Regions from separate parts of the Homo sapiens genome. Here region 2 is linked to region 1. A link is an interaction called in ENCODE POLR2A ChIA-PET data of the cell type or tissue named here. Cell type or tissue: MCF 10A. All regions are shown on one strand. Links, peaks and the distances in the headings refer to the core of each region. The heading gives the core; the rest is flanking DNA.

What was found. Peaks named below come from ENCODE experiments on the same cell type or tissue, not always from the same donor. Only the 100,000 strongest peaks of a DNase experiment are listed, where the experiment ranks them.
Region 2: POLR2A ChIA-PET joins it to region 1 with 5 read pairs; 4 of 35 experiments call an interaction of 5 or more read pairs at or near these places.

Annotation. Positions count from the first base shown.
Region 1 is chr2:222,825,976-222,830,367 of GRCh38, reverse strand. No RefSeq gene overlaps it. Among named protein-coding and RNA genes, the nearest start is that of ACSL3, 33 kb to the left of the region's middle. In MCF 10A, for the core only: no CTCF peak of the experiment used is centred there; DNase peaks (open chromatin) are centred at 1,597 and 2,747.
Region 2 is chr2:222,762,370-222,766,761 of GRCh38, reverse strand. All of the region lies in intron 2 of LOC105373903 (a long non-coding RNA gene), which reads right to left. Among named protein-coding and RNA genes, the nearest start is that of MOGAT1, 93 kb to the right of the region's middle. In MCF 10A, for the core only: no CTCF peak of the experiment used is centred there; no DNase peak of the experiment used is centred there.

The DNA.
Region 1 (4,392 bases), core at 66-4,065:
CAATGACAAGGAGGAAGACTGCTGTGTGTGCTGAGATAGGCTGGGATGGGAGTGTCTATCTCAAGGGAGCAGTCTGCTCCACCTGGATAGATTCTTTTTTTCTTTTCTTTTTTATTAATTTCCAAATAGGTACATATCCCATCTTCTTTTGCCATTGACTTAGTTTGGGTCTCTGCAAAAGCAGAGCCAGGATTTGAGTGCAGATAATTTATTTATTTATTTATTTTTTAAGACAGGGTCTCATTCTGTTGCCCAGGCTGGAGTGCAGAGGTGCGATCTTGGCTCGCTGCAGCCTCGACCTCCCCAGGGTCAGATGATCTTCCCACCTCAGCCTCCCGAGCAGCTGGGACTACAGGCGCATGCACCATGCCCAGCTAATGTTTGTACTTTTTTGTAGAGATGGGGTTTTGCCATGTTGCCCAGACTGGTCTTGAACTCCTGGGGTCAAGCCATCCAGCAGCCTTGGCCTCTCAATTGCAGGTATAGTTTAATCGGTGGTGATCCCAGGTAGCAGGAGTGAGAGAGAAGTCAGAGATAAGAAAGGAGGAAGCCTGGGTGCGGTGGCTCACACCTGTAATCCCAGCACTTCGGGAGGCCAAGGCGGGCGGATCACCTGAGGTCAGAAGGAGTTCGAGACCAGCCTGGCCAACATGGTGAAACCCCATCTCTACTAAAAATACACAATTAGCTGGGCGTGGTGACACACGCCTGCAGTCCCAGCTACTCGGGAGGCTGAGAAAGGAGAATCACTTGAACCCGGGAAGGGGAGGCTGCAGTGAGCTGAGATCACGCAACTACACTCCATCCTGGGCAAGACAGAGCAAGATTCCATCTCAAAAAAACAAAAAAACAAAACAAACAAACAAACAAACAAACCACTTCCTTTTTCCTCTGTGGAGTTCTGAAGCAACTGAGACATAAGACACAGGGAGTTGACAGATGGAGGGAAAGTGGCAGTTGATGGGAGAACATGAATTTACACCTGTAGCCAAAGGCAGGGCTGGCTAACATTCCAGCCCATCTCACGCAGTGTGAACTGTAGGACAGAGCACCTTGGCAGGTGCACCTATCTGGAATCACTGCCTTGCACTGGTCTGGTAGAGAGGAAAGAGAATGAATCTCTGATGAATGCAGCCTTGCAGCTTTTAAGTAAATTAATTTTACACAATCAAGGAACATGCACCACTAGGTGTGGAATCCTCACTATCACCATTAAGTAACTCACTTCTAAGATAAATGCATTATTCTAATGGAAGTTCCTCCAGGTGGAACAATGGGAAAAGGCAAAAGAAGCTTTCCCCAAAATTGTGAAAACAAAATGAAACAGCAGAAGGAATGCACACTAAAGTTCCTCCGGCAGTTTTTACTGTTGTTAATATTCCATTTGACATTCAACTACATTTGTACAGTTCGCTTTGACAATTAAGAGCAGCGTTGTTTCTGTAAGACCTGTAATCCAACTAGACTCTAAGTTCAGGAAGGGTCTGTGTCTTAGTTTCTTTTTAGGGATTCAGAAAAGAACAAGTTGGGAGTTAGAAATACTGAATTCGGATGGGTGCGGTCACTCACCCCTGTAATCCCAGCACTTCGGGAGGCCAAGGTGGATGAATCACTCGAGCCCAGAGGTTTAAGACCAGCCTGGGCAACATGGTAAAACCCCGTCTCTACGAAAAATACAAAAAATATTAGCCAGGCGTGGTGGCCTGTGCCTGTGGTTCCTGCTACTCGGGAGGCTGAGGTTGGAGCTTGAGCTTGAGCCTGCGAGGTAGAAGTTGTAGTGAGCTAAGATTGTGCCTCTGAACTTCAGCCTGGGTGGCAGAGTGAGACCCTGTCTCAAAAAAAAAAGAAAACCTAAATTCTACTACTAGTTCCCAGTAAAAATGTAGTTCTATTAGCATAGTCTTCTAGATCCATTCAAATCTTGTTTTTTTTTTTTTTTTTTTTTTTGAGATGTAGTCTCGCTCTGTCACCCAGGCTGGAGTGCAGCGGCACAATCTCGGCTCACTGCAAACTCCGCCTCCCAGGTTCAAGGGATTCTCCTGTCTCAGCCTCTCAAGTAGTCCTACAGGGGCACGCCACCATGCCCGGCTAATTTTTTTGTACTTTTGGTAGAGATGGGGTTTCACTATATAGGTCAGGCTGGTCTTGAACTTCTGCCTCAGCCTCCCAAAGTGCTGGGATTACAGGCATGAGCCACCGTGCCCAGCCCCATTCCAAATCTAAGTCTTAGTTTCAGAATTACTTACTAAATTGAATTTAATAGACACTGTTAGGATAGCTGGGTTTCATTGTGACCTAATAATGAAAATAAGGTTTGATATTTAGTAATGCTGCAGTGTACCATGGGAGAGAGAGGCCCGTGGAATAAGCACTGGTTTTGGCATTGGACAGACCTAGGTTTACACCCTGGTTCTGTTGCTTTCCACCTTGAGAAATTCACTTGGCCTTTCTATGCCTTCATTTTATAATGGTAAAATCATAATTCTTACCTTAGTGGTTTGTGTAAAGAATTAATAACCTAATGTAAGTAAAATGAATAACTTAGTGCCTAGTAGGCATTCAATAAATGGCAGTGATTACATTTGTTATCTAAGGAGATAATTTAAAAGTGCCATTAAAAGATACTTTGTTTGAAAATTGGAGCTTCCCAAGGATTATCTGTGAATAGCTAATTAACTACCTGGAAAACTCCCAGGCATTTCTAGGTGAGAGTGGGTGGAGTTAGTCATATGCCTATAAAGAAAAGCTCTTGGCAGACCTGTGTATCAGCAAGGAAAATTACTCAAACATCGTCCCCTCTACTCCCATTACCTCTGAGCACACTGGCTCTGCCTGGGTTCAGCTCCACCAGGCCCAGCATCTTCACTCAGTCTTTTTTTTTTTTTTTTGATAAGGAGTCACTCTGTCACCCAGCCTGGAGTGTGGTGGCACAATCTTGGCTCACTGCAACCTCCACCTTTCGGGTTCAAGCGATCCTCCCACCTCAACCTCCTAAGTAGCTGGGACTACAGGTGTGCACCACCATGCCTGGCTAGGTTTTGAATTTTTAGTAGAGATGAGATTTCACCATATTGGCCAGGCTGGTCTCTAACTCCTGGCCTCAAGTGATCCGCCTTCCTCGGCCTCCCAAAGTGCCGGGATTATAGGCATGAGCCACTGCGCCCAGCCTATAACTCAGTCTTAAGAGAAGATATGGGAAAAAAAGCACAGAACTGGGCACGTAAATATATATTAAATGAACAAATGAATGAACAAAATAGTGAAATGATGGCTGAATGAATTACATCAACAAAGGTGTAGAAACATATGTTTTGCCCTGCAGAAATGGCCAGAGACAACAGGCTACTCTGGAGGACATAAATCTAAAAGCAGTCAAGTAGGTTGTCAACATCTAGAAACCTATTTTCTATATCCCAATGTCTTCCACTAAAATTCAATGGGAAAGAAAAGAGTATGGAGAGGAAGGGTGTCATGCCCCATCACCATCCATCCAACTATGACCCCATCTCCTGCCATTAGGGTACAGCAAGCACTCCACCTCTGCCTAAGGAATCAACCTCACTTCTGGGAAGGGGGTTGGGGTGCTAGATCTAAGATTTATCAACATGTTCCATCCCCTTGGCCACAGAGATTGGCTCAGGGATAGACAAGTGTGATATTCTGATTTTATATATATATATATATATGTTGGTTTTTGTCCATGGCTCCTGGCTCATAACTCTCATAGCCCTTGCTGCAGTCTTTTGTTATAATGTCAGGGCACTTTAAGCCTCAGAAGCAGGTCTTAAGAAATAGAATCTCTCTCTCTAACCCTCTCCTATTCTCTTTTCACCTGCCCAAGACAAAACTCTAAACTCATTGTGGGTCAAAAGCCCCTCCTTGAATGGCGTGAACCTGGGAGGCGGAGGTTGCAGTGAGGTGAGATTGTGCCACTATACTCCAGCTTGGGCAGCAGAGCAAGACTCCATCTCAAAAAAATAAAATAAAATAGAATAAAATAAAATAAAATACATTAAAAAAATAAAAAATAAAAATAAAAATAAAGCCCCTCATTCCAGAGAGGGTCCTGCCCCACATCCTAGAGGAAGGAACGCTACACAGAGAGGGCAATCATGCTTATCTAATGAAGCCTCCATTCAAAAAAAAAAAAAAAAGACAGGTTCAGAGAGCTTCCAGATAGCTGAACACATGGAGGTTCCTGGAGGGTGGAAGGCACAGGGAGGGCATGGAAGCTCCACACCCTTTGCCCCAGACTTCACCCTACACATCCCTTCATTTGTATCTTTTGTAATGTCCTTCTTAATAAACCAGTAAATGCAGGTGTTTCCCTGAGTTCCACAAGCTGCTGTCCAGAAAATTAATTGAACCCAAAGAGGGGTCTTAGGAACCCCA
Region 2 (4,392 bases), core at 145-4,144, 64 kb after region 1:
AGAAGAAACAGTCATTCCCATCAAACCAATAATATTAGACTTGTCCCATCCAACAAAAGATTACTAAGTCATGTGAACTTGAAAAGCATCTGGCTTATTTAATTAATTTATGAATGCTCCTTTATTTATAAGCCAAATTTGTACTATAGACAATACACAAACAGATGTGTGTACACATGTATACACAAAAATATAGACAGACATAAGGATTTTATAGCTTTAGTTTTAAAACTTTAGCCATGAATCAGGTAAAACTCACTAGTTTAAAGGGTCAGTTGGATTCAAACTGTATCTCTACAAATGGAACAGGCTGAAACTTATCTTCTCCACATGGCTGAAACCCTTACCGAATTTTAGAGAAAACGAGGTAGCATATTTACACTCTAGCACACTCGGAGAACTCAAGCCTCTCCAAGAAGCCTGGGCATTTTAAAGGGGAATTGAAACGAATGCCAAGGTAACATAAATCATAGGAATAAATTAAAGCAAGTGGGACTGGTTCCTTGAACAGGAATCGAACTTAGCCTGCAATGGTAAAGGACTAAATCCTAGACAATGTTCTAGAGTGGAGAGCCTTTCTTTTTTCTTTTCTTTTTTTCTTTTTGAGACAGCGTCTTGCCCTGTCACCCAGGATGGAGTGCAGAGGCACAATCACAGCTCACTGCAGCCTTGACCTCCTGGGTTCAGGTGATCCTCCCACCTCAGCCTCCCAAGTGGCTGGGACTACGGGTGTGCACCACCATGCCTGGCTAAGTTTTTGTATTTTTGGTAGAAATGGAGTTTCACCATGTTGCCCAGGCTGGTCTCGAGCTCCTGGGCTCAATCAATTCTCCCACCTTGGCCTCCCAGAATTCTGGGATTACAGACGTGAGCCACTGTGCCCATTCCTTTTTTAAAATCCTACAGGGAATCCAAAGCAGGTAGTTTGAGCATTTAAAGAGTTTTAACTTATTTCAGATCTTATTTCAGCTGGAATGCTGCTTACCTAATTCGCTGGATGTCAGCATTTCAGACAAGATTTACCTTTCCAAGGGACTTCAGGACATTTAAAGAGTATTTTCTGATATTGGGTCAGTAAGTCATTAGTGCCATTAATTAATGCTAGTTTACAAAAAACTTGTTAAATCTGTATTTTTATAACCTCAGTAATTTTATTCTCATTCTGTAGTTGTTTTATTTGTTTCTTCTGTTCTAAATCTTAATACATTTCTTCCTTTTTGACCATCGGTTTTCCAATTAACTGTTTAATTGCCTAAACAATGGTCAGCTAAGCAACCCAAAATCTGCACCCTCAAATGGATGGCTTCTAGGTGAAACAAGGCAGAAAAAATGTATTCATACATCTCATCTCAAAAGCAGAAAGCATGGCCAGGTGCAGTGGCTCACGCCTGTAATCCTAGCACTTTGGGAGGCCGAGGAGGGGGGTTCAACTGAGGTCAGAAGTTCAAGACCAGCCTGGCCAATATGGTAAAACCCTGTCGCTACTAAAATATAAAATTTAGCTGGGAGTCATGGTGGGTGCCTGTAATCCCAGCTACTTGGGAGGCTGAGACGTGAGACGGGAGAATCGCTTGAACCGTAGAGATGGTGGTTGCAGTGAGCTGATATCGCACTACTGCAGTCCAGCCTGGGCAGCTGAGCGAGACTCTGTCTCAAAAAAACAGAAAAACAAACAACAACAATAACAACAAAAAGCAGAAAGCCAGACTTCAGGCCTAAATATTGTACCATAATTTGCCCAAACCTAGAGAGTATAGCTGAAAGCTCAATTTCAAGACACGTTGGCCAGGAAAAGCACCTAAACGAAGGTAAGACTTGTCTCAGCCCTCCCCTTTTTCCAGGTGCACAGAGGCAGACATCCTCACAGAAGGAGATTTCCTTTATGGATATAAATCGTTTTAACAAAAGTCTTTAAAAATAGCCAGTTGAATGCCAGAAAGGTATATTTTGGAGACCCATCTGGTTCAAGGGTGTTTGTTTATTTTTTAAAAATTTAGCTTCTGGCCAGACAGGGTGTCACACCTGTAATCCCAGCACTTTGGGAGGTCGAGGTGGGCGGATCACAAGGTCAAGAGATTGCGACCATCCTGGCCAACATGGTGAAACCCCATCTCTACTAAAAATACAAAAATTAGCTGGGCATGGTGGTATGCGCCTATAGTCCCAGCTACTCAGGAGGCTGAGGCAGGGGAATCGCTTGAACCTGGGAGGTAGAGGTTGCAGTGAGCCGAGATTGCGTCACTGCACTCCAGCCTTGCAACAGAATGAGTCTCCGTCTAAAAAAAAAAAGAAAAAAATATTAGCTTCTGGCCGGGCACAGTGGCTCATGCCTGTAATCCCAGCACTCTGAGAGGCCAAGGCAGGTGGATCACCTGAGGTCAGGAGTTCAAGACCAGCCTGGCCAACATGGTGAAACCCTTTCTCTACTAAACAAAAAAAAATTTAACTCGGTGTGGCGGTACATGCCTGTGATCCCAACTACTTCGGAGGCTGAGGCAGGAGAATCGCTTGAACCTGGGAGGTGGAGGTTGCCATGAGCGGAGATCACACCACTGCACTCCAGCCTAGGCGACAGAGAGAAAGACTCAGTCTCGAAAAAAAAAAAAAAAAAAAAAAGAATGAAAAATGTAGCTTCTATTTCTTAGTTAAAATTACCGAGTTTAGCAGAGAACCAATCAAGCAAGATGGTGAAAAAGGCATTCTGTATGTATGGACTCAGCATGGGCAGATCTGAAAAAGAAACAAACCTACTTAACCTGAGGGCTTACCTTTTATAAACACTTTATATGTACAAATACCCAGGACAGCTTTCTTTAACCTTTAGAACACAACAGTAACTAAGCCAAAAGATTAGCAGATTCAATTTTCCTTATCACTTAAGCTTTTCATTTACCTTTTATAAAGAGTCTTTTAAAAGAGGCAATTTGCCGGCACAGTGGCCTTAACACCTATAATCCCAGCACTTTGGGAGGCCCAGGCAGGAGAATTGCTTGAGACCAGGAGTTCAAGACCCTGTCTCTAATATAATAAATACAACAATTAAATCAAAGAGGCAACACAATATGAAAATATGTTCAGAAGCTTTCGCACATCAATAGGCATCCTTCAGTGAGACAAATTTGGGAGCCCTTATTTAAGAATGCACTTTGTCTTTTTTATTTGTTTTATTTTTTTTCTGAGACAGAGTCTTGCTCTGTCACCCAGGCTGGAGGGTGGTGGTGCGATCTCAGCTCTCTGCAACCTCCGCCTCCCAGGTTCAAGCAATTCTCCTGCCTCAGCCTCCTGAGTAGCTGGGATTACAGGTGTGCATCACCACGCCTGGCTAATTTTTGTATTTTTAGTAGAGATGGGGCTTCACCATGTTGGCCAGGCTGGTCTGGAACTCCTGACCTCCTGATCTGCCTGCCTCGACCTCCCAAAGTGCTGGGATTACAGGCGTGATCCTCCGCACCCAGCCACAGATAACTTTTTAAAATTAAGAACTGTTCTTTATCTTGTTATGATGATCTCAAGATTGTATACTATTACCCAAAGTCATCAAACTTTTCACTTAAAATTGGCCAGTTTTATTGTATGTAAATGATACCTTACAAAACAGGAAAAATGATGCTATAGAATACCTGATGGCCAGAAATTTCAGTGTTTTGGGAGGCCAAGGAGAGAGGATCACTTGAGCCCAGAAGTTGAAGTCTGTAGTGAGCTATAATTGTGCCTCTGTACTCTAGCCTAGGCAACAGAGCAAGACCCTAACTCTGTCTCTTAAAAAAAAAAAGAAAGAAAGAATAGCTGATGGAATGAAAACATGTAATTGACATATAAAGCAACTGAGGAAATTTTAAATTAACTCATATGGTATAATTCTATATATATTACATATGTATAAAGAGAAATAATATAAAATCACATGAAAAGTATACACCAAAATGCTAACAGTTTTCAGTTTTACCTCTGGATGGATGAGACTATAGAGAAGCTATCTTTTTGTATTAAGTTTTTTCTATATTTTACTTTCACAACCTTTTTTTTAAGATTTTTTTTTCTTTTAATTAAAAAAAAAAAAGGTCTCACTATGTTGCCCAGGCTGGTCTCAAACTCCTGAGCTCAAGTGATCCTCCAGCCTCAGCATCCCAAAGTGCTGGAATTCAGGCATGAGCCACTGCACCCAGCCTTAAAAATATTTTAATGTAGGAAAATTTCTTCAATAACACATGTGGTAGTCAATGACTGGGACGGCCACTGTTTTTCAGCCAGAAGTGTTTTGTGAATGTAGGAAACACAATCAGGAAAAAGTCACTGAAAGTGTGTGAGCTAGTGAAGCTTTTGTCATGAGATACAATCCCCGTTCATCTCTGACAGCAGTGGGCTTGCATGGATGGTGAATGTTGACAAAGA